Regions from separate parts of the Homo sapiens genome. Here all the other regions are linked to region 1. A link is an interaction called in ENCODE POLR2A ChIA-PET data of the cell type or tissue named here. Cell type or tissue: MCF 10A. All regions are shown on one strand. Each heading gives the region's core, and the rest is flanking DNA. Links, peaks and the distances in the headings are about the cores only.

What was found. ChIA-PET counts read pairs that join two places held together with the same protein. Peaks named below come from ENCODE experiments on the same cell type or tissue, not always from the same donor. Only the 100,000 strongest peaks of a DNase experiment are listed, where the experiment ranks them.
Region 2: POLR2A ChIA-PET joins it to region 1 with 5 read pairs; 1 of 35 experiments calls an interaction of 5 or more read pairs at or near these places.
Region 3: POLR2A ChIA-PET joins it to region 1 with 5 read pairs; 3 of 35 experiments call an interaction of 5 or more read pairs at or near these places.

Annotation. Positions count from the first base shown.
Region 1 is chr17:80,755,921-80,766,844 of GRCh38, forward strand. All of the region lies in intron 6 of RPTOR (regulatory associated protein of MTOR complex 1), which reads left to right. Among named protein-coding and RNA genes, the nearest start is that of RPTOR, 220 kb to the left of the region's middle. RefSeq lists enhancers at 5,114-6,313, 5,609-5,658. In MCF 10A, for the core only: no CTCF peak of the experiment used is centred there; DNase peaks (open chromatin) are centred at 4,291, 4,801 and 5,741.
Region 2 is chr17:81,049,095-81,051,594 of GRCh38, forward strand. The region is part of intron 1 of BAIAP2 (BAR/IMD domain containing adaptor protein 2); the gene reads left to right. Among named protein-coding and RNA genes, the nearest start is that of BAIAP2, 15 kb to the left of the region's middle. RefSeq lists an enhancer at 403-452. In MCF 10A, for the core only: no CTCF peak of the experiment used is centred there; DNase peaks (open chromatin) are centred at 1,257 and 2,307.
Region 3 is chr17:80,496,543-80,507,466 of GRCh38, forward strand. No RefSeq gene overlaps it. Among named protein-coding and RNA genes, the nearest start is that of NPTX1, 25 kb to the left of the region's middle. In MCF 10A, for the core only: no CTCF peak of the experiment used is centred there; DNase peaks (open chromatin) are centred at 5,059 and 5,649.

The DNA.
Region 1 (10,924 bases), core at 3,424-5,923:
AAAACTAGACACCTGAGTAGCACAGCCACTACGCAGAGAGAAAGCTGAACCAGGGTTATTGTAAAACAAGTGTAATACATACAATCAAAGAAATAAAGGAAGACACCTGTAACAAGATGTGAGAACAATGCTACAGTTTTAATGCCTTCCCCCAAATGTATGTGCTGGAAACTTAATCCCCCACGCAACAGTGTTGGGAGGTGATTGCATCATGAGGGCTCTGCCCTCACATTTAGGTTAATGTCACTGTCACAGGGGTAGGTTAGTTATGTGAGAGCAGGTTGTGATAAAAGCAAGCCCAGCCCCTTGTGTTATCTTGCCCTTCCACCTTCTGCCATGGGATGGCACAGCAAGAAGGTCCTTGCCAGATGCCACTCTTTGACCTTGGACCTCCCAGTCTCCAGAACTGTAAGAAAGAAGTTTCTTTACTTAGATGAAGAGAAGCTGCTTGAAAAGTCCAAGAATACAGTTAAGTAGGAGGAATAAGTTATAGTATTCCATAGTAGAGTAGGGAGATTACGGTTAACAGAAATAATTTATTGGATATTTCAAAATAGCTTGGAGAGAAGAATTGTAATGGCCCCAACACAAAAGATAGAAGGTGGAGTGAGATGGTGGAATAGAAGCCTCCACCAGTCTTCCTGCAGCAAGGATACCAATGTAACAACTATCAGCACACACAGAAAGCACCTTCATACGAACCAAAAATTAGGTGAGCGCTCATAGTACCCAGTTTAGCTTCATGTTGCTGAAAGAGGCACTGAGAGGTAGAAAAAACAGTCTTGAAAAGATAAATGTTTGAGGTGATGTATGAGTTGGATAGATCCCAGTTACCCTGATTTGATCATTACGCATTGTATGCACGGATCAAAATATCACATGGAGCCCCAAAATACATACAACTATCATATATCAATTTAAAGAATACAAAAAAAATTTGTTATAAATTACTCAGTCTGTCGTAGTCTATTATAGCAACACAAAACAGACAGACAGACAAGAAAAAGTACTATAAAAGAAGAACAAAGCAGAAATAGGGGTAGGTGCACTGTAATGTTTGAAATAAAGAACACAGTAGACAGGACCCATAGCAGGAGAGACACTGCTGGAGCCAAATGAATGGCCTGGAAGACTACAGTGGGGGCTCACAGGAGGCCATGGGAAAGGGTCGAGATGGGAAACAGAAAAGCCAGGAGATGCAGAGAAGGGAAATAGAGGCCCCAGTATGCAGACTGGGGGCATCCCGTGTTGAGAGAACAAGAATATGGCAGAGCTGAAAATACCTGAAGATCTCGGAAATGCACTCCCCAAAATTGGGAAAGCTGGAAGCCCTCCAACTGAGAGGGCTTGTGCCAACCAGAAATTAATGGGAGACCTCCGACCTCAGCACATCCAGTGAGGCGGAAGACCCTCTTGAGGGCACCTTCCCTGACGCCACGTTGTTTCTGAACTGCTCTCCATCCTTGTTTGTTTGCTCTGTAATGTCGAAGTCCTTTCTGAACGCAGATCTCTTTTCACGTACCAGTTTATGAGGCACACGTTACAGTGTGCCTACCTCTATTTCTGCTTGTTTCTCCTTTCGCATTACTTTCTCTTGTTTGTCTTAATCTGTTTTGGGTTACTATAACAGAATACAACAGACTGGGTAATTTAAAATGACAATTTTTTGTATTCTGTAAATTGATATATCATAGTTGTCCATATTTGGGGGGTCCATGCAATATTTTGATACCTGTATACGATGCATTAATGATCAAATTGGGGTAACTGGGATATCCATCACCTGAAACATTTATCTTTTCTTTTTAAGACTGCTGAAGAGACGGTCTTTTGGGGCCTCTGTTTCTCTTCTCTGCATCTCCTGGCTTTTCTGTTTCCCACCTCTGTCCTTTCCCACGGCCTCCTATGCGCCCCTCATTGTAGTCTTCCAGGATATTGTAGGGCTTCAGCAGCCTCTCACCTTTATGAGTGTTCTTTTTAACTCTCTGTACTGTATGTCTGATCCCTGTCCAAAGAGGCTTATGAGTGCCCATTTCACGTTACCCCAGGAAGAGATTGGTCCACCTGACTCAGGAGTTCATCCATTCATTGCCCAAAAACTAATTTATTCAGTCCCGACTGTGTATGTAATAAGACCCATGCTAATCACTATAGGAGATCCTAAGAAGCATATTGCCCTCAACAAATGTCTCCTCTGGTTGAGGAGATAAGATGTGGCTTGAAAATTCATGATTTCAATGGATGCTTCATGCAAGATGAAAATCTGAACCCTTCAAGGCAATGTGTGATCAAAGACCAAGTGACCTTATGGCACCAAGGGCTGTTGTGTTCCCAGAGGACAGAGAACCATGGCTAAGGGCCACAGGGTTTGAGAAAGCTGCTTGGAGGAGGTGGAACCTGAGAGGAAGGTTTCGTCAGGAGTGCGGTTGAGCTCAGAGAGTGGACTGAAGTCCAAGTCCATTGTGGGGTGCTTTGAATGCTGCCCAGAGGACCTTGACTTCTCCTGGGACTCTGGCACAAGAGAGCCCCTGAAGCTGTTTGGGTAGAAAAATGACTTCATCAGAACCGTGTTTTAGAAAGAGGATCCAAGTGATGATAGGGAGACCTTGGTGACCATTAGGCCATTATCATATCAGTGCGGTCTTGAGCTGGTAAAAGATTAGGGCAGAAAGATAGAAAATCACCCAGGGGCCTGTAGGCTGGAGCTTCTGTAGACGCACAGTGGACACTGCCGAGAAACAGGCCTCATTTCTCCCATGTTCCCGTCCCCGCTCCCGGTTTCCTGCATGACTGCTTTGGTGCCCCCTGACTCCAGAATCAACACCACACCAGCTCTGCCTTTAGACTCTGCCCAGAGGCTCTGGGCTGGATACTGTATTTGGTGCGACCCTCTGGGGCATTTTTGCAAGTTTTCAGGCAGATGGGTGGGGGAGCAGTGAAGGAAGGAGGAAAAAAGACAAAGCACAAGGGGAACCGGAAATGACATCGCTACCTTCCTGTGCCTTCCCTGCCGCCCCACTCCAGCTACCTGTCACTAAACCCAGTGCACTTCATCTAGTTGACGGGTTTCTCTCAGGCATTTTGTTTTTCTGCCATGAGTGGGAAGGACTTGGCTTCCCTCCGCGCACAGCTGTGCACTCCCAAAGACGCCTGGGCCAGATGTGGCAGTGCGTCCTGTAGTCCCAGCTGCTTGGAAGGCCGAGGCAGGAGGATCACTTGAGCCCAGAAGTTTGAGACCAGCCCTGGGAACACAGGGAAACCCCATCTGTAAAAAAAAGTAAAATAAAGAAGTATGCTTTCACTCTGAGGGCTGCTGGCCTCGTTATTTCTAAAATGGGTGCCTGCCCTCTGAGTAGGGAATGTGCTTTCTCTCTACCAAGGCATGATGTGTCATCCCAGTAGCCCCTGAAATCCTTGTAGGAGTTAGGACATAGTCAGATTTTTAAAAGTAAGCATTTAGTAGGAAGTGCAGTGAAAAACAAACTGATACAGTTACCATAAGAGGGACTTTGAAATCAATATGCCACAGTGGCAGACAGTGGTCATCAGATAACCACTGCCTGGAACAATTGAGCGGTGTCTCAGGTGGCGGCTCTTTTACAATAAACTGCTTTCTCCCATATTGAAGTGCTGAAATTAGGTTGAACATGACATTTTGCTAGGTGTCTATGGCCTGTGAGTGGTAATGGACTATATTCATTAAAGAATTATCAAGTGAAATGTGTAGTTTTGTGTGAGCTAAGTTAAAAACCACCAGGGTTTTTTTTTTTAATGGAAGAGTGAGATAGTTTGTCAGACAGTAATTACGTATGTTTTTAGGGTTTTAGTTTTATTTTTTCATTTTGAAAAGTCAATTTTTCTAATTAAAAATGAAAGATACATTCTTTTCAGAAAATTACTAAAAAGTTAAAAGTAGAAAAAAATCATCCAAGATTTTACCATCTAAGGACAACTAGTGTTCACTTTTTGATGTATTGCCTGTTGGTCTTTTTTCTGTGCATGTACATTTTGCACTGATGTAAGTGGACAGAATTTACGATTTCATATCCTTAACCCTTCGCATTATACTAGAGTTCCCTGCCCTAGATCATTAGAGACTCTTAGTAAGTATCATTTTATATTTCACTATGTTGAAGTTCCATGTTTTATTTAGCCGGAGCGTAGGGCTTTGGGATTTAGGCGCCAGGAGTATGCGGGTGGGAAGGTTCAGCCTGGCACTCTGATGGGAGTCGGCAGACCTGGTTCTGTGAAGGGGCAGACGCACTTGGGTTAGGCTTTTCGGGCCACACAGTCCCAAGTCTGCTGTTGCAGCACGAAAGAGCCACAGGCAATATATAAACAAATGAGCATGGCTGTGTTCCAGTCGAGCTTTCTTTTTTCTTTTTTCTTTTTTTTTTTTTTGAGACCGAGTCTCACTGTTGCCCAGGCTGGAGTGCAGTGGCGTGATCTCGGCTCACTGCAACCTCCACCTCCTCGGTTCAAGCGATTCTCCTGCCTCAGCCTCCCGAGTAGCTGGGATTACAGGTGCCCACCACCACGCCTGGCTAATTTTTGTATTTTTAGTAGAGATGAGATTTTACCATGTTGGCCAGGCTGGCATCAAACTCCTGACCTCAGGTGATCCGCCCGCCTCAGCCTTCCAAAGTGCTGAGATTACAGGCACGAGCCACCGCACCCAGCCTCAGTCAAGCTTTCTTTAAGGAAACAGGCAGTTGGCCAGATTTGGCCCAGGAGCTATAGCTTGGCACTTCCTGCTCCAGAAAAGGGAACTAGGATTGGGCTGCAGATGACGGCTGTGCGTGTCTGCCGGTCTGCAGGTGACCTGGAGAAGGGCGATGCTCGGGAAGGTGGATTCCCTCCCTCCCTCCCTTTACTATGTAAATAAGAGAAACGGTTTCTAAGCACGCTGCCCTCATTATGCTGGCACAGCTGCTACAGAATGCGGTGTGCTGGGTAAACAACATACAGCTTTGCTTCATTTGGACAAAATGTGTACATGTGTACTTGGTGGCAAGCGTATTTATGAATCTTATTTGATGATGAACTTGTTGGAAGACATTGTTCTCTAATTTTTTTTCATTTTTGCCTGTCTTTTTCATTTTTGGAAACTGATTTCAATAATTCCAAAATGAGCAATGACATTACTTTCCACATAAATGATTATCTTACTCACCATATACATCAATACACTGTAAGAATCCAAAATATATTTTTTCCCTTGGCTGTTTTCTACTTCTTTGATTGAGTGGCATAATATCATTTTAGATTTATTACGCGTCTATTTGTATACTACTGAAAATTATAACCCAGTGGGACTTCATTTGCTGTGGGACTTGCTATAAAACAGATTGATGTCTATTGCACTGTGCTGCATGCACTAGTATTGTCTATTAATGAAAATGATAAACATTATTTTGGATTGAATAGAGGTCAAAAAACTTACTTCCTTTCTTTCAATTAAGTTGAAGGATTTCCAGGACTATAAATGTTAATGATAGAGCATTAACGTGTATTTGTCAGCGTGGAAAGTTTCGCTCCTGCATTGCCCGCAGGAGACGGAAGATGCATGGGTTTCCTGGCGCGCAGGTTGGGTGGAGGCTCAGCGTGGCTCTGTCTGGCCAGGCTAAGTGGTTTGCAGTGCCTGTCTCATTTCAGACATTTGCTGTGACATTTGCTTCGTATTTTTTCCTGATGACTCAACCAAGAATCATTCAGAATTACCTTTAGAAACATAAATTCTTGTGGTTTTGATGATAGAGTTAACCATGTGTTCTCCAAGGAGTCTTCTAAAATACATCTGCTTTGCCAGAGAACACACTTTCTTCTGCCCGTTCAGTGCTCTCGGGTCTTTTGCCGCTTCCTTTCAACAACAGTCCGATGACTTTGTCTTCCTGCATATGTGCGAAGGGAGAGGAGCTCACTGGTCCTCCCAGAGGGTGAAGTAACCGGGACACATTATTGAATAAAATGCTCTTTTGTAGTATCCCACTCTGTATCTTAGACCTTAGTCGTAGGCAAGTTTAATTTGGAATTTGCGTCTGGAGAAACGGCTTTATGACGTTTCCAAGTAGAGCCTCAGTATCATGGATCTCACACAGTCCCCGCGGCAGCTTCCAGGCCGTTTCCAGAGGAAAATATTTTTTCTCCCCAAACAAGACAGTGTTCTCTCACTGTTCCAGTCTCTTGACATATACTCAATTAAGATGAATATCATAATGTATTGTAATAGAGCTCCCGTTTTAAAAGATGACGTGTAAAAACCACCTGATGGATGCGGTAAGAAAGGGAATTGAAGCAGATGGAGGGGCACGGGCTGCTGACTCCCCGGCTGAACCCCGTCCTCGGGTGCTGCAGGAAAGAGTGAGATTGATGATCCTGGAGGGAGCCCACTCAGCAGCACAGCCGGAGACTTTGCTGGTCCCTTGAGATGGCTGAGTCCCCACTGGGGGCTGGGGTGAGGGGTGAGGCCGGAGGAGACAGTGGAGCTGGCGAGGGCCCCAGGGTGCAGGCAAGGCTGAGGGCACTCGGCTCTCCTCCCACTGCCCTTGATAGGCATGGCCTGCTGTGCTGTGTCTGGGGCTCAGAAAGATGGAAAATAAGAGGGTGGAAAGAAAGAGTTTGTCCTACCGCCCTTGTGAAAAGAGAAGTAATCCAATAATAAATAAAAGTGATAAAAGACAATTGGAAATATGAAGAAGAAACAGGAAGAAAGACCAGTTGGAAGCATTAAGTATAAAAAATATAATTGGTGAAATAATTGAAGAGATGGATTGAAAAGCAACATTATGGATAGAGCCAAGAATAAACCAGGAAGCTGAGAAGCTTGTTTGAGGAGTTCCCACCAAAGGGATGGAGCTAGAAGGAAGGGGAGAAACATGAGAGGCAGAGACAAAGTTTAAATATCTAGGAAATAACATTTTCTTCTCTCTAAAAAAAAACGTAGAAAAGGAGAAAAGACAGGCTTAGTAAATAGAAAGTGTGAGATACGATGGCTAAAATGTTTTGAAATAAAGTTGTAACTGTAAACGAATTGAATTCACCTCTCAAAGGGCCATGATTCTTGTGTTGGTTAAAATCATGATACAGCAGTCTCTTGTCCATGAGACACAGATTTAAAGCAAAACGTTTAAGCCTGGGCAAAACAGCACGACCCTGTCTCTACTAAAAATTTAAAAATTAGCTGGACATGGTGGCTTATGCCTGTGGTCTCAGTTCCTCGGGAGGCTGAGGCAGGAGGATCAGTTGAGCCCAGGAGTTCAAGGCTGCAGTGAGCTGTGATTGTGCCACTGCACTCCAGCCTGGGTGACAGGGTAAGACCCAGTCTCTAAAAAAAAATAATAATAATAAAAAATAAGAACATGTATTTCAAAGGTTGGAAATCAGAAGATGAAAAAGAGAAATACGAGCTAAAAGAAAGCTGGGGTGGCCAGTCCCAATATGACTTAAAGCAGAAGCTGAGATAAATTATTGAGAGGGGCAAAGAAAAATGTTGTATTGTGGTAAAACGAACAGGAAAGCAGGAAGGTATATACTGATGATGACTGTGTGCACCTGACAACGTGGCCTCGAACGAGATAAGATGGGAGCTGAAGTGTGGATGGAAGCAGATGAATGAGAAGTGTGCTTAGATACAGAGACACCAAGTACAGACAAAGGAAGCAACGTAAATACGACTTTTGTCACCGAATTAATTAGCCAGACCTCACAGAGGCACACAGGACCATACATCCAACAGGGAATGTGGACATATGTGGACCATTCACAAAAATAAATCATGCGCCCGACTACAAAGAAAGCTTTACTAATCCGGAAGAATCAGCATCGTGTGAACTCCGTGGCAGACCACACGCAATGAAGCTAGAACTCAGTAACGAAAGGACAGCTTTAACAAAAGTCTGAAAACTAAAATCTTAAAATCCTTGGATTAAAGAGGAAATATTTTATATTTTTTATTTTTTTTTACATGTACACACTTACACATTTATTTGACTTCATTGTAGAACTTTGACATTAATCCCAATAACTAATCTCTTTATACATATTGTTTCATCCTGACATCAACCTGAACAGGGAAAATTGACTTATATAAGCACATAGCTACTATAGATGTCTTTTTAGAAACTGATTATTGATATATAGCAGAGAAACCTAAAATCTCTTTAACTAACTTGAAGTCCTGACCGTATGACTTCTTTTGTTATTTTATTTTATTTTATTTTATTTTATTTTATTTTATTTTATTTTATTTTATTTTATTATTATACTTTTAAGTTTTAGGGTACATGTGCACAATGTGCAGGTTACATATGTATACATGTGACATGCTGGTGTGCTGCACCCATTAACTCGTCATTTAGCATTAGGTATATCTCCTAATGCTATCCCTCCCCCCTCCCCCCACCCCACAACAGGCCCAGAGTGTGATGTTCCCCTTCCTGTGTCCATGTGTTCTCATTGTTCAGTTCCCACCTATGAGTGAGAACATGCAGTGTTTGGTTTTTTGTCCTTGCAATAGTTTACTGAGAATGATGATTTCCAATTTCATCCATGTCCCTACAAAGGACATGAACTCATCATTTTTTATGGCCGCATAGTATTCCATGGTGTATATGTGCCACATTTTCTTAATCCAGTCTATCATTGTTGGACATTTGGGTTGGTTCCAAGTCTTTGCTATTGTGAATAGTGCCACAGTAAACATACGTGTGCATGTGTCTTTATAGCAGCATGATTTATAGTCCTTTGAGTATATACCCAGTAATGGGATGGCTGGGTCAAATGGTATTTCTAGTTCTAGATCCCTGAGGAATCGCCACACTGACTTCCACAATGGTTGAACTAGTTTACAGTCCCACCAACAGTGTAAAAGTGTTCCTGTTTCTCCACATCCTCTCCAGCACCTGTTGTTTCCTGACTTTTTAACGATTGCCATTCTAACTGGTGTGAGATGGTATCTCATTGTGGTTTTGATTTGCATTTCTAAAGAGGAAATACTTTAAAACTGATAAAATACTCACAGCCAAATGTTAGTAATAGCACATTTGCTGTTTGTGGGGTGTATGTAGCCAAAGCAGGCGAGGATTTAATACATTTAGTCAGAAAACAAAGATTAAAAAAACAAGAAAAATTAAATGTTTGCCTTAAAGAGCCAGGGGAAAAATGCAATAAACAGATGAAAAACAAAATGAAGAGAGCGAATCTGAAAGATACAGGCAGCCCTACGCTGTCCGTCGCATCTCTGCATCCATAGGGTCTCTGCTTCATTTCCTGGGAGTCCTGCCAGTGTGGGAGGGGGCGTCCAGGGCCTCTGAACACTCTTCTCACAGATTTTCATCTGGGCACTTGCTCTCAGTTCTTCTTTTCAGAGAGCCAGTTGTCTCAGTTCTTGATACTTGCTGACAGCAGGCTTTGGGAGGTGAGTGCTTCATTTTGACTTTGCACCGTCCAGGTCAAAGGCTTCACTTCTCTCACCTCTGCTGAGCCACTTACGCTTGTCCAACTGTTTCTTAACGTTTGGTTGACATTTTACAGTTACAGGGATAACAGTAGCTAGCATTTGTCGAGCGTCACTGGAGCCATTCCACTAATGCACTCATCTAACACCACACGCCTGTAAGGTTTGGACTGGCGTTAGTGCTGCTTTCAGGATGAGGAAGTTCAGGTTGCTTGGAGAGTAGCTGGTGGAGTCAGGATTCAAAGCTGGGTGCCCAGGCTCCCGAACTGACAGCCTCAACTCTGTTGTTCCGCCTCTCTCTCTCCTGCCCAGCGTCTCTCATTTGCCATGATTTCCTTCCTGGGGCTCTCCGTCCTTGTCCTGTTCTTTTTCTCTCGTTATGGAGGAAGTTGAGATCACTATCATCTATAGTCTGTCACGTCTAAATAGAGGTTACCACGACTTACTTAACGTGGTAAAGGCTACATCAGAGCTCTTCAGCAAACCAGCCTAGTGGGGAGACTGGAGACGTCTTCCCTTCGAAGCTGGGAACAAGGCAAAGATTCTCTCTCGCACTAAAACAGTATTAGAATTCCTGACCCCCAGTAAGATAACTCCATAACCAGCAGAAGGAATGTGAACATTTGTAATTATCTGTTTACAGTAAGGGCCATCTAACATAGTTCACTGATTCTAGCATGTACTTTTTAAATTTTTTTTAAGACGTGATCTTGCTTTGTCACCCAGGCTGGAGTGCAGTGGTGTGAACACGGCCCACCGTAGTCTCAACTTCTCGGGCTCAAGCAATCCCCCCACCTCAGCCCCCCAGGTAACTGGGACTACAGGTGTATGCCACCATTCTGACTAATTTTTGTATCTTTTGTAGAGACTGTGTCACCATGTTGCCCAGGCTGGTCTCGAACTCCTAAGCTCAAGAGATCCTCCCACCTCAGCCTTACAAAGTGCTGGAATTACAAGCATGAGGCACCATGTCTGGTCCTTTTTTAAAAAATAGAGACAGGGTCTCTCCCTTTTACTTAGATGGGAGTGCAGTGACACAGTCATAGCTCACTGCATCCTTGAACTCCTGGGCTCAAGTGATCCTCCTGCTTTAGCCTCCCAAAGTGCTGGAATTCCAGGCATGAGCCACCACGCCTGATCCCAGCATGTGCGTTTTCACACTTAACATATCTGGGGTCCAGAAGCATCTTACAATAAGTAACATACCTGTTTAGTTGGCAGTTCTTTTCCTTTGTTAATAGTGTATAGAAATGCTTGCAAAGGTCCACCTAGAGGTGTGCACTGTACCCTTTCTTACTGCTGTTTGTAAGCTCACTGTTTGTCACTAGGGAAAGAAACAGGCACCATTACTTAACTAGGTGTTCATGTACCGGCAATAATTGATCTCAAAATTTAATGCTATTTGTAGTTTTTAATTAAAAAACTCTCAAATGTATGGTCTAAGTTTTTCTTTAAGTCCAGAAAAAAAAG
Region 2 (2,500 bases), core at 1-2,500, 290 kb after region 1:
CCCAGGGAGCCAGTGCGTGGTCGCCGGGGGCACAGCAGAGCTCTGCACGCGCCGGGCTGCGTTTGTACTGCACAGGTCCTGGAGTTTGAGGAGTGTGGTGGTTGCTCATGGTGTAGGATTTCTGTCCTGGCAGGGGGGCATGGGGTCACAGAACGTGGGCCCCTGGGGAGCTCTCTCTGTGCCTGTGGCCCCCCAGGAGTCTCTCAGTTTTGCTGTGGTCTTGAGGATGGCACAGCGTGTCCCTGAGCGCCCTCAGTGTGGACAGCTGGGCTTCAAACTCACTTCAGAGCCGCCGTGTGGGGGTGGCGCCTCTGAGGGCTTGAGGTTATTTTCTTGTGCGGTTTCTCTCTCCTGGCCTAGGTTTTTCTGGGTTTTTTGCACCTCTTGGTGTTGATAAGAAACAAGCTCCCTTCCCCTTTTAAAGCCCACAGACTTTCCCGATCTCCTCCCCATCCCCTGCCCCAGCACTGTCAGGGCGTCTGGGCGTCTGAGCTCAGCTCCTTCCTGGTGGCATCCTGCAAAAAGATACACTCGCTCAGTGACTCGGAAAAGCCACGTCGGTGTGGCTGAGAACAGAGTTCTTTCCACCTGGGGCCGCTGCTGTTGGTTTTCATTCCGGAAGAGCTGGAGCTGCCTGTCACTGGCTCCCCTGCCCCCACCTGGGGACCCCCAGGCACTGCAAAGTGCCTGTTGGCTATGGGCCCCCGGACCAGGACCTTGGCCTGATTAGGGGAGCCGGAGGTGGAAGTGGAGGCGGGACTGGAGTGTATGCCCCACAGTGGGCTCTCCTCAGGCTGGGGACTTCCACACGGGCCCACTGGGTCAGGATGGCCCGTGCCTGTGTTCTAGGATAATGGGATGGACTGGTTCGGAGGCTCAGAGAGACGCCTGACCAGACGCCTGACTGGAGATGGTCTCCCAGCAGAGGGGCTGGGCTCTTCAGGGGCCACTGGGCTCCTCCCGTGGTTCCTGGGAGAGGGAGGAACCCGGAGGAGGGGTGGGTGGCACCTACAGTGCGTGCCTGAGGCAGGGCTCCACAGAAGGCCTCTCTGCTGGCCCAGCGGCTGGATGCAGATGCAGAAGGAGGAACTGGCCCTTCCGCCCGCCCGGGAAGGGGAGTCCCCCCTTACAATGTTGGCTCAGTGGGATCGATGCCTCTGCCATTGCCTTCGGGCCAGGACAGCAGCACTTGCGTGTCCCGGCCGCCGCCCCTCTCTTGCAGATGGAGGCAGGGCCGTGCCCAGGTGTCCTGGTGGCTGTTCCCTGCCCGCTGTCTCCTGCATTCCTTCCGTGTGAGCTCAGCTGCTGCACTAAGGAAGCGAAACCTTGGTGCTGCCCCGTGCGTCATGCGGTAGGCATGGCCGCCGTGCTGACCCGCCGTGGTTGGCCCTGGGTGGCTCCTGGCCTGTTTCTCCTGCTGCTCAGGATGTTAGTGGAGCTCACAGGGCTCAGGTTGAGCCTCTTCCACCCGGGGGCCTGTGGGGGTCATGGTCCTGGAGCCAAGCGCGTGGGGCTCTTGTGAGCAAGGGGTCTGCTCTGGCACGCCCACCTCCGTGGTAGTGTTTTCATACCTGTGTCACACAGGGTGAGAAACATGCTTGATGCTGCAGCTCAGCACACACACGCACACAAATGTGCACATGCACACGTGGACACACATGCACACATGCATGTGTGTATGCACACATGGGCACAGATGTGCATGCAGACATGAGCACACGCACACCAGAACACTAGAGTCGGCCGCATCCTCCTCACTTGGCTGATGCCCCCTTCTGCTTGATTTCATCACAAGAAACGCGCATCCGGCAGCATTTCCCGACCGCCTTCACCGCCAGTCCCGGTCTGCATGGTCAGTTTGAACCAGGCTGCCGAGAGCGCACCAGGTCCCAGCATTCTCCTCTCTGCTGGTAACTCTTCAGGCATTGTCTCTGGCTCACGTTCTCCTGGGCGCCAGACCTATCTCACCCCACTCCCGGTGTGGCCTCCCTGCCCCGGCTCCCAGGCACTCCTGGGAGTTAAAGTGTCCAGGCTCCTGGTTCATTGCTGAGTGTTTAGCTCAGTGCTAACGCTGCTGTGCTCCAGCATCCCCGTCCCTTTAGGACAGAGGCCTGCGTGGTACGTGCCTCTCTGCTCCAGCATCCCCGTCCCTTTAGATCAGAGGCCTGCGTAGCACATGCCTCTCTTCCCCTCTGACATCCCAGAGCCTCTGATGGGTCTCCCAGCATACGCCAGGGCCCTTGGCTAAAATCTAGTCTCCTCTGAGCAGCCAGAGGGATCTTCTCTTTTGTTTGTTTTGTTTTTTTGTATTTATGTATTTTTTTGAGACAGAGTCTCACTCTGTTGCCAGGCTGGAGTGCAGTGGCGCAATCTCAGCTCACCACAATTTCCGCCTCCCAGGTTCAAGCGATTCTCCTGCCTCAGGCTCCCAAGTAGCTGGGATTACAGGCGTCTGCCACCAAGCCCGGCTTTTTGTATTTTTAGTAGAAATGGGGTTTCA
Region 3 (10,924 bases), core at 4,479-6,978, 260 kb before region 1:
CAGGTTGTCACCAGTTCTTCTGGTTGACTGGCTATAAATCAGGGTTCCCATAACCCCCATCTCAGGTTCAACAGTTTACTAGAATGACTCACAGAGCTCAAGAAAGTGCTTTACTTACTATTGCTGGTTTATTATAAGGGCTACAACTCAGAAACAGCCACAAAGAAGAGATGCATAGGACAAGATACGGGGGAAGAGGCACCAAGCTTCCATGCCCTCCCCAGCACCTTGACCTGTTCCCCAACCCAGAAGCTCTTTGAACCCCATGTTTAGGGCTTTTTACGGAGGCTGCATCACACAGTCGTGCTTGATTAAATCATCCGCAGTTGGTGATCAACTCAATCTCCAGCCCCTCGCCCCTGTCCAGAGCTCATTGAATCGGGAGCCTTAAGAACCCCCCACCCCCAGTTGCTCTTTCTCTTCCCTCTGGCATGGTGGCTAGATCCCTAGGTGATGAAGTGGAAGGAGGCCTCCTGCTGATCCACGATGAACCTACTGTGGGAAAGAACCAGAAAGAACAGCTGCCGCTTAGAGCAGGTGGTATCTCAAGCCTGTGTGTTACTGCAGCAAAACCTATGGCCGCCTGGGTCCTGACCACCTGAGGGGTACAGTGTTCTCAGGGGCGCATTTCTGCCTTCACGTCCCTGAGCCTGGGGAAGTCCTGCCCAAACTCGGTTCTCCTGGAGTCTCTTTCATCTTTGAGGCAACCACTACCTTTCCGTCAACTCCCTCTTCTGCTTCAGTTAACCACAGGTAGGTTTTGCTCCTTGCAACTGACAACCTGGGCTGATGGAGGAAGCTGTTTCAGCTGTTATCAAGCAACACCTCGAGCAGGTGAGTCTGTAGCTGGAGGCCTCCAAGGTGCTGGTGTCTGAAGCAAAGATAGGTCACTGGAAAAAGAGGTGGCGTGTGTGTGTGTGTGTTTAGAAACAGAGTGTAGTTGTGTGTCTGTGCATGTAGAAAGAGGACATGGTTGTGTGTGTGTGTTTGTGTGTGCGTGTATAGAAAGAGGATGTGGGGCCAGGCACAGTGGCTCATGCCTGTAATCCTAGTGTATAATTGGGAGGCTGAGGTGGACAGACTGCTTGAGCCCAGGAGTTCAAGACCAGCCTAGGCAACATATCGAGAGTCTGTCTCTACAACAAAAAATAAAAAATTAGCTGGGCATGGTGATGCATGCCTATAGTCCCAGTTACTCAGGAGACTGAGGCAGGAGGATCACTTGAGACAGGAAGGTTGAAGCTGCAGTGAGCTATGATCACGACACTGCACTGGGTAACAGTAAAACTCCGTCTCAAAAAAAAAAAGTGTTTTTTTGTGTTTGTGAGCATGTGTGTGAGTGTATAGGAAGAGGATGTGGTCATGTGAGTGTGCCTGTGAGTAATGTATATGTGAGTATACCTGTGTGTGTGTGTTGTGTGTATATGTGAGTGTGCCTGTGTGTGTGTGTTGTGTGTATATGTATGTGTTGTATGTATATGTGAGTGTGCCTCTGTGTGTGTGTTGTGTATATGTGAGTGTGTGTGTTGTGTGTATATGTGTGTGTTGTGTGTATATGTGAGTGTGTGCTGGGGCAGCATCACAGGAATTCGCCTGCCATAAGGCCGGGCTGCGTCACGGCTAAGGCCGCAGTTCCCCCACCGTGCCTGGGTTTGGATCCTGGCTGCTCCGGTCGCCTGCTGTGGGTCCTTGCACACATTAACCTCTGAACACCAGTGGCCGTATCTGAAATAGCGCGAGAACAAAACTCAGGATTGCTGGGGAGCTGTAGGAGTGGAATTATGCAAAGCATGGCATGTCGCCCGTAACAGACTTCCGGGCCACCGTGGTGGTGCCGACACAGGCCGGCCGGGGCGTGCGTGGGGTCTGGCTTTGTCTTCTTGTCTCCCTCTGCTCCTCCCTCCTCCCCTGGCCGAGGGAGCCCGGCCTGTCTTCCTGGCCACAGTTCGGGAGGCCGCCGTCCTCAAAGCTGGGCACCAGCTATGGCTCAGTGTCTCCAGCCTCCAGGATTCCTGTGGTCGGGATCCAGCGTCTCTTTATCGTTTTTAAAGTGTTTTGCTGCTGGGAAGCCTCAAGCCTCTCCGCAGAGGGACATAAATAAAGGCAGGAACTTGGCCATTAGTAGGCTTCATGTGGCGTTTCCACCTGGGAGCGCCCTGGCGTGCTGCAAGCTGCCCTCACTGGCCAAGAGCAGGGCGGGAGGGGAGCCTCTGGAGTTCTCCGGTTCTGGGTTAGGTGCCTCTTACTCTCTGGGCTGCAAACAGACGGGGGTGCCTGGCAATGTGCCCCGGGCGGAGCACCCCTAACAGTTGCAGTTCAAATTTGGAGCCAGGCTGACCCTGGTTCAAGTCCTGTTGCTGTGTGCTGGCCGTGTCCCTGGACGGGTGGCACAAGGTCTTGGTCTCCAGTGTGCAGATGAGAGATGGTGATTATCTACTCCTGGGTGCTGGGCTCAGAGCCGCTGGCACCAGCCCTGGGGGCTGCCAGACATATAGCCCTCGGCTCTGTCACGCCCGGAACTCAAACCTCGCAGGCAGTCAGGGGAGAGGTCTGTGTGTGGAGCTCAGAACTCAGTGAGCACCCCATGTGCCTGTAAGGCCTCGCCATCTCCTACCCAACCCAGATGAGGCTCCTGCTTCCCACCCCTGGCAGGGAGTCTGATCTCATCCTAGCTCAAAGGTGGAAACTGAACGTGGGCCAGGTGGCAAAGTTCCCCAGTGGGTTCAGCTTCCGCCGGGTGGAGGAGGTGGGAGGCATGGCTGGAGGCCTGGCATCAGGCTGGATGAGGTGGACCCCTCAGGCTTGAATCCAAGAGGGCTCAGAGGGTGAGTGGGGCCCCAGGCCACGTCTCCAACAGCTGCCCACCTAGCCTTGCGCCTCCGCCTTCCTTCCTTCCTTTAAAAATGGCTACAGGCACATTTTCTTTGATTACTTTTATACTGAATAACACTATCCTTTTTAAAGCAAAAAATACATGCTCATGATAAACAAATGGAACCGGACAGATCTTTATCAAGGCCCCCGCAATGTGACCTTGTGACTCCAAGACAGAATAACTTTCCATGTGTGTTTTCAAGAGGTTGTGGGGAGCCGCTGAACCTGGGAGCAGTGAGGGCACAGGCGAGAGCTGTGGCCAGGAGAGTCACAGGAGCGGCAAAGACGAAAGGGAGTGGGAGATGGGAGGCCAATCAGAAAGCAGTGCCCGAAGCTGGGTGAGGAGCAGCAAAGGCGGGGGTTTCCTTGAGGATACCTGAGAGCCATGCTAGGGTGGGGAGGTCTGGGGGGAGTTGTGGGCTGGCCTTGAGTTTGAGATTGAGGCCCAGGCTGAGAGCGTGGTGACCCCTGCACTGTGGGTCTGCTCGAGCTGTGTGCTTCCCAGGAGCAAGAGCAAAGAGGCCAGAGGGAGGGGGGCAGAACAGGCCAGCAAGGGAGCCCCCAGAACAGGACACGCGTTCCTTGGCCCTCCCCAGGCAGCCCTAAGAGGGAAGAGAAGCTCTGCCCCCTCCTGCCCCCTCCTGCCCTCTCCTGTTCCCTCCTGCCCCCTCCTGCTCTCCTCCATGGAGTCAGGGGGCCCCAGGTGGCCATGGCCAGCCCATTCAGGGATCTGAGCCCCAGAGCCTGCATGCCAGGGTGAGCAGAGCCAGCTTGACTGCAGCCATGCTGACCCCGCAACCTTCCCCGAGGTCTGAGGACACCACGCTCCCTTCCTGCCGGCAGGTTGTAATTGGGTTTCACACGGGGCCTTCTGGCGCTGACCTACATGTTCCGGTCCGTGCCTCCTTGGTTTCTGAGTGTGTGCCCCTGATGGTTCTGGAACCTCTGGGCGTGGGCCTCCTTCCCTCCCCGCCTCATCAGCTGCTCTGATTCCACCGGGCAAGGTCAGGCTGGCAAGGAAGGAATTGGAGCTGCAGTCTGGGCGCCAGGCCCAGAGTGTGCTTCCCAGGGGCTGCCTGTGGGGAGGCTCCCGATCTGCCCACTCCCGAAATAAGAAGGGGCGCCCAGAGAGGAGGAGACTCTGGATGCGTGGTCAGCAGGCACCGGCTGCCATCCCCAGGAGAGTCATTGCCTGTGAGGACGTTGACCCTGGTAGGACCCGCCTCTCTGAAGCTGTCTCGGGTGTGAGTGAGGAGGAACGGGGTCTCTGGGGACTGAGCCCTCATCTCCAGTGCAAAATGCAGAGGCATGGGAGGGAATCAAATGAAACAGTGTGTGTGGAACAGAAGGCGCCAAATGGGAATGTCCCCCTGCCTGTCCATCTCCCTCCCTCCCCCGCCTCCTTATTTGCAGACGGAGGGACTGGATATCCTGGCAGAGCGTCTTCCGTGATGCGTAACCTCCCAGGAGATGCATGTTCTGGGGTTCCCCACTTACAGTTGAGAATACAGAGGCTAAGAAGGGTGAAGGGACTGCCTCCGGGTCCCAAGGCTGTTCCAAGTGATCTAGGACTCAGCTTTGGTCCTCCTGCCCTCAGCACCCTTGGTCATCACCTCCACTCGGTGTGCAGGAGGCTCCTGCTGTAGGTGCCCAGATGTTCGGCAGCTTTGTACTTAGAAATTTCGAGGGGGCGGTCGGGCGCTGTGTCTCACGCCTGTAATCCCAGCACTTTGGGAGGCCGAGGCAGGTGGATCACAAGGTCAGGAGATCGAGACCATCCTGGTTAACACAGTGAAACCCCGTCTCTACTAAAGATACAAAAAAATAGCCGGGTGTGGTGGTGGGCGCCTGTAGTCCCAGCTACTCGGGAGGCTGAGGCAGGAGAATGGTGTGAACCCGGGAGGCGGAGCTTGCAGCTAGCCGAGATCACGCACTGCACTCCAGCCTGGGTGACAGAGCAAGACTCCCTCTCAAAAAAAAAACAAACACACAGAAATTTCGAGGGGGCAGAGGGTGTCCTAACCTTGTCCCTCAGCAGGTCTTCACCCTGGCACCTTCACCAGACACCCGCCATGGCTCTCGGCTCAGCGGGTAGCTGAGTGTGTTCTCTTTGGGTTCTGACAGGTTCCAGCTTGTTTTTTGAGACCTTGTCAGCGTGGGGCCTGCCGGGAAGCAGGTGCTTGTCTTTAATGGGATGCCTTATCCTGGGCTCCACAGGCTGCACGGGGCGTTGTTCAGGTGACTCCTACACGCCGAGGCGTCTCTAGAGGAGGAGCCTCAAAAGGACTAGCAGGGGGTGCAGATAACTTTGTTTTTAAAATGAAGCCAAAGCTTTCACCACATCTCAGAGACAGAGTGACCCGAATGTGGAGGTTTGGCTGGAACCAGGCAGGTACCATCCACTACGGCTCCCACCTCTCCTGCTCGGAATCCCCCGCTGCCCTCCCCCAGGCCCTGGTCTCTGATTTCAGACTCGCCTCTGCTCTGTTTCACGTCTCCTGCAAGCAGACAAGCATGAAGCCTGCCCTCCGAGGCTGCATGAATAATAGAACTGAAATCATCCCTAGTTAAAAATAGATACTCTTCTTAATAAATATTTTACATACTGTCTTTAGGATATACAGGTCCCCTGGCTGAAGACTTAAAGCAAACCCTGTTATCGAAACCAAAAGATGTAGGAAAGGCTCTGCCCGGGCTCTGCCAGTGTGTTCCTGCACCACGGCTCTTGCCTCAAAGCCACCCACTCTGCGGTGACGTCCGACGCAGACAGCGCACACACGGATTACGTTGGAACTCATAGCCAGGAGCGGCTTGGGAATTCTTGGGTGTATTAGTCACTTGTGAATTTTATGGAGGCAAATCAATTATAAAGTGCCCCTTGGTTAGTGAGGCTTGGAGTTCAGAAAACCCAAAAGCAGGTTCTTACGTTACTGCTGCGAGGCAAGGCCTTCACCGTGAATGGAAGCTGGGGTGTCTGGGGGCAGCTGTGTGGAGGAAGAGAAAATTCTGGGCAGAAGCAGTTGGAGTTTAAAGTGCTGGCCCATTTCTGAAAACTTTGCAAACTTTGCAAAAACTTTGGATCGGACGTCACTGCAGAGTGGGTGGCTTTGAGGCAAACAGAGCAATCTTGAAGGTCTCCATTAATGAAGGCATGGCGTGGTCTGGATGCAGCAAATGCATTTGAATGATCTGCAGGAAGGCCTCGTAGCCTTGCTCCCCCCACCCATGTGCTTCCCCAGGAAGACAGGGGCAGCTAGGAAATGCTGGGGCCTGCCCAGTGTGCAGACCGCTTCCAGGTGACCCCACGCTGCATGGCCCAAGGCAAAGGCTGGAGCGTCCTTATTTAACAGGAGAGGAAAGTGGATACTGGAAGGGCAGAGCGTGCTGGGGCTGGAACAGACAAGCCCCAGGCTGGAGGGCCCATGTCTCACTCCCTCTGCCCCACACCTCAGCTGGTCTGCCTATGTGGTATTCTTGAACTGAGTGAAGAGACCCTTCTCTGTCAGGGCCACCTGCCCCACAGAGGGGCTCTTGTCTTCCTTGTGCTCAACATACCTTGAGGACATTTTGCTTTAGCACCCAGCACCCTGGATGGCATGTAGGGGTCCAGGTGTGTCTCTGCTCCAGACAGTGAATCCTTGAGCACCTGGCTTAGAGCTGGGCCCCTGGTACATGTTGTTACATGGATGGGTGGGTAGGTGGATGGGTGGGTGGGTAGGTGGATGGGTAGGTGGGTGATATGATTTGGCTTTGTGTCCCCACCCAAATCTCATCTTGAATTGTAATCCCCATAATCCCCACGTGTGAAGGGAGGGACCTGGTAGGAGGTGATTGGATTATGGGGGGTGGATGGGTGGATGTGTGGATGGAGGGATGGGTGGATAGATGGAGGGATGGAGGGGTGGATGAATAGTGTGTATGGATAAGTGGATGGAGGGATGGGTGGATGGGTAGATGGAGGGATGGGTGGAGGGGTAGAGGGGTGGATGGACGGATGGATGGGAGCATGTATGGATAAGTGGATGGAGGGATGGGTGGAGGGGTAGAGGGGTGGATGGACGGATGGATGGGAGCATGTATGGATAAGTGGATGGAGGGATGGGTAGATAGGTGGATGGAGGGATGGGTGGATAGGGGGATGGAGGGATGGGTGGATGGGTGGATACATGGATGGAGGGATGGTGGATAGGTGGATGGATGGATAGAGGGAGGGGTGGGTGGATGATGGAGAGAGGGATGAGTGGATGGATGGATGAGTAGATGAACAGATGTGTGGATAAAGGGATGGGTGAATGGGTGGATGGAGGGATGGGTAGATGGGTAGATGGAAGGATGGATGGAGGGGTGGAGGGGTGGGTGGATGGATGGATGGATTGTTGTGTGTATAGATAAGTGGATGGAGGGATGGGTAGATGGGTGGATGTGTGGATGGAGGATGGTGGATAGGTAGACGGATGGATAGAGGGAGGGGTGGAGGGATGATGGAGAGAGGAATGAGTGGATGGATGGATGAGTGGATGAATAGATGGGTGGATAAGGGGATGGGTGGATGGAGGGATGGGTGGATGGGTAGATGGAAGGATGGATGGAGGCATGGAGGTGTGGGTGGGTGGGTGGATGGGTGTGTGTATGGATAAGTGGATGGAGGGATGGGTGGATAGGTGGATGGAGGGATGAGTGGATGGGTGGATGTGTGGATGGAGGGATGGTGGATAGGTGGATAGAGGGAGGAGTGGATGGATGATGGAGAGAGGGATGAATGGATGGATGGATGAATGGATGAATATATGGGTGGATGAAGGGATGGGTGAATGGGTGGATGAATGGAGGGATGGGTGGATGGAGGGATGATGGATGGTAGGGGTAGATGGGTGGATGGAGGGATGGGTGAATGTATTGATGGTAGGGTGAATGAAGGGATGGGTGGATAGATGGCTGGGTGGAAGGATGGGTGGATTGGTGGATAGATAGGTGAATGGATTGAGGGATGGGCGGATGATGGATGGTGGATGGATGGGTGGGTAGGTGGATCCATGGATGGATGCACAGAGGGAAAAAGGCACATTGTATCAGACTCCAAAGGGAGAATTAATTGCAGCATAAAATGGGAGTCCAGGACCTCTCTTATTTCAGAGTTCATCGTGTAGATGGGAACAGTGTTTAACCCTTCCCTCTCCCACTGCCCTCTGTCAGCTGCTTCCCAGTTCCTAAATTATTGGCTCTGAAAGTGGGGGCTGGGGGAGTGGGGAAAAGAGTGGAGATGCTGAGACTTTCCCATGTGTCCAGCTTCCAGAGGCTTCCAGGACAGACTGTGGCACCATGGTTAGTAGCCAGGAGCAGGTTAGGGCATTATGGTACCTCCCCAAACAAAGCAGGGTGCTCCAGCTTCAGGCAGTCAGGACCCCATCTGCTCAGTGAGTGTCTGGTCAGCACCCACTCAGGCCAGGCTGTGTGGCAAATACAAAAGAAGTTAAAAAAAAATAAAGACATTCCATTATTTCAATAGAAAGAATTTTTTAAAAATGTGTCACTGGAGGTACACTTGCTTTACATTTTTTGCTTTGGAAGATGTAGGGAAAAAAGTCATGAAATGTTTTCATTTCTCTGTGATTGAGCAGACTCTTAAAATATTAAACTATTGCTTAATAATTGATTAAAACTAATCTCTGTGGGAGCCAACCACCCATTTGGTAGGATCTCTTTAAACTTTTAGGGGCTTTTAGCTCCCCCTGGCCGCCTAACCTTTCTCTTGTCTGATTCATTCTGGGCTCAGCAGACGTTTGGTCTCTTGTGGATTGATGATGTCAGGATGCTTCTGTCGGGCCGTGGGATGGCTGATGAGGCTGGATTCCGAACAAGGAACATCCTAGGGACACAGTGTCTGGAGAGGCAGTGAGGGAAGAGGAAAGAAATGTCTGTGAATAATTGTACTGCAGCTTCTAAAACTCGGGACGGGAGTCAGAGAAAACAGCCCTGTGGCCTTCAGAGCCGCTTAAGTTGTCTGTGACTTGAGTTTTTCCACACAATGACAATGGTGCCTGCCTCTCCATTTTCCCAGGAACGCTAAGCCATCGAGCAAAGTGGTTTAGAATGTGGGCGCAGGCATCCGAGTGTCTGGCTTCAAAACTTCCCCAGCAAGTTACCGAATGTGTAACCTTGGACGCGCTTTTTATTTTCTCTATACCTCAGCTCCTTATCAATAAAATGAGGATAGTAATATTAATAGAAACCCTCTTCTGTGCAGATGAGGTGAGGCAATGCATGTAAAGTTCTTAGCACTGGCCAGGGCTGGGCAAAGGCAGGGCTCACTATGCATTTAAGAGCTCAAAGCCCGGGTGAGCTGGCTCACGCCTGTAATCCCAGCACTTTGGGAGGCCGAGGCGGGCGGATCACCTGAGGTCGGGAGTTCAAGACCAGCCTGGCCAACATGCAGAAGCCCTGTCTCTACTAAAAATACAAAAAAATTAGCCGGGTGGGGTGGCACACGCCTGAAATCCCAGCTACTCCGGAGGCTGAGGCAGGAGAATCGCTTGAACCCGGGAAGCAGAGGTTGCGGTGAGCCCAGATCACGCCATTGCACTCCAGCCTGGGCAACAAGAGTGAAACTCTGTCTCAAAAAAAGAAAGAAAGAAAAAAGCCCAAAGGAGACTCTGAATTTTAAAACAACTACTTTGAGGCCAGTCACGGTGGTTCACGCCTGTAATCCCAGCACTTCGGGAGGCCAAGGCAGGAGGATCACTTGGGCCCCAGGGTTCGAGACCAGCCTAGACAACATGGTGAGACCCCACCTCTACAAAAAATGTAGAAATTAACTGGGTGTGGTGGAACATGCCTGTAGCCCCAGCTACTCAGGAGGCTGAGGTGGGAGGATTGCTTGAGCCAGGGAGTTCGAAGCTGCAATGAGCGATGATCATATCACTGCACTCCAGCCTGGTGACAGAGGGAGACCCTGTCTTGAAAAAATAAATAAAACAAAAACAACTACTTTGAAAAAGGGATCATTAGGTGAACAACTGAAGCCTCTGAAACTAAACAGTCTCAGCCAGGTGCGGTGGCTCACACCTGTAATCCCAGCACTTTGGGAGTCCGAGGCGGGTGGATCACCTGAGGTCAGGAGTTTGAGACTAGCCTGGCCAACATGGTGAAACCCCGTCTCTACTAAAAATATAAAAAATTGGCCGGGTGTGGTAGCTCACGCCTGTAATCCCACCACTTCGGGTGGATCACCTGAAGTCAGGAGTTTGAGACCAGCCTGGCCAACATGGCAAAACCCTATCTCTACTAAAAATACAAAAATTAGCCAGGTGTGGTTGTGCATCCCTGTAATCCCAGCTACTTGAGAGGCTGAGGAAGGAGAATCGCTTGAACCTGGGAGGCAGAGGTTACAGTGAGCCAAGATGGCACCACTGTACTCCAGCCTGGGCGACAGGAGCAAAACTCCATCTCAAAAAAGAAAAGAAAAGAAACGAAGCAGTCTCAAAGAAATGTTTGTACACTTGTGTTTATAGCAGCACTATTCACAACAGCCAAAATGTGGAAACAACCCAGATGTCCATGGGCGCATGAATGGGTAAAGCAATGTGGTATGTACGTACAACGGGGTATTATTTAGCCCTGAAAAAGGAAGAAAATTCAGAGGTCGGGTGCAGTGGCTCACAACTGTACCTATAACCCCAGAACTTTGGGAGGCCGAGGCAGGAGGATTGCTTGAGCCCAGGAGTTCAAGACCAGCCTGGGCAACATGGTGAGATCCTGTCTCTATACAAAAAAACAAAAAAAATCAGCCAGATGTGGTGGCACATGCCAGTGGTTCCAGCTACTTGAGAGGCTGAGGTGGGAGGATTGGTTGAGCCCAGGAGTTGAGGCTGCAGTGAGCTGTGATCATACCACTGCACTCCAGCCTGGGCAAGAGAGCAGGAAAACGCCTCCCCCAGCATACACAAAGGAAGGAAATTCTGACTCGTGCTACAACATGGATGAATCTCAAGACATGCTAAGTGAAATAAGCCAGTCGCTGGCCGGGGGTGGTAGCTCATACCTGTAATTCCAA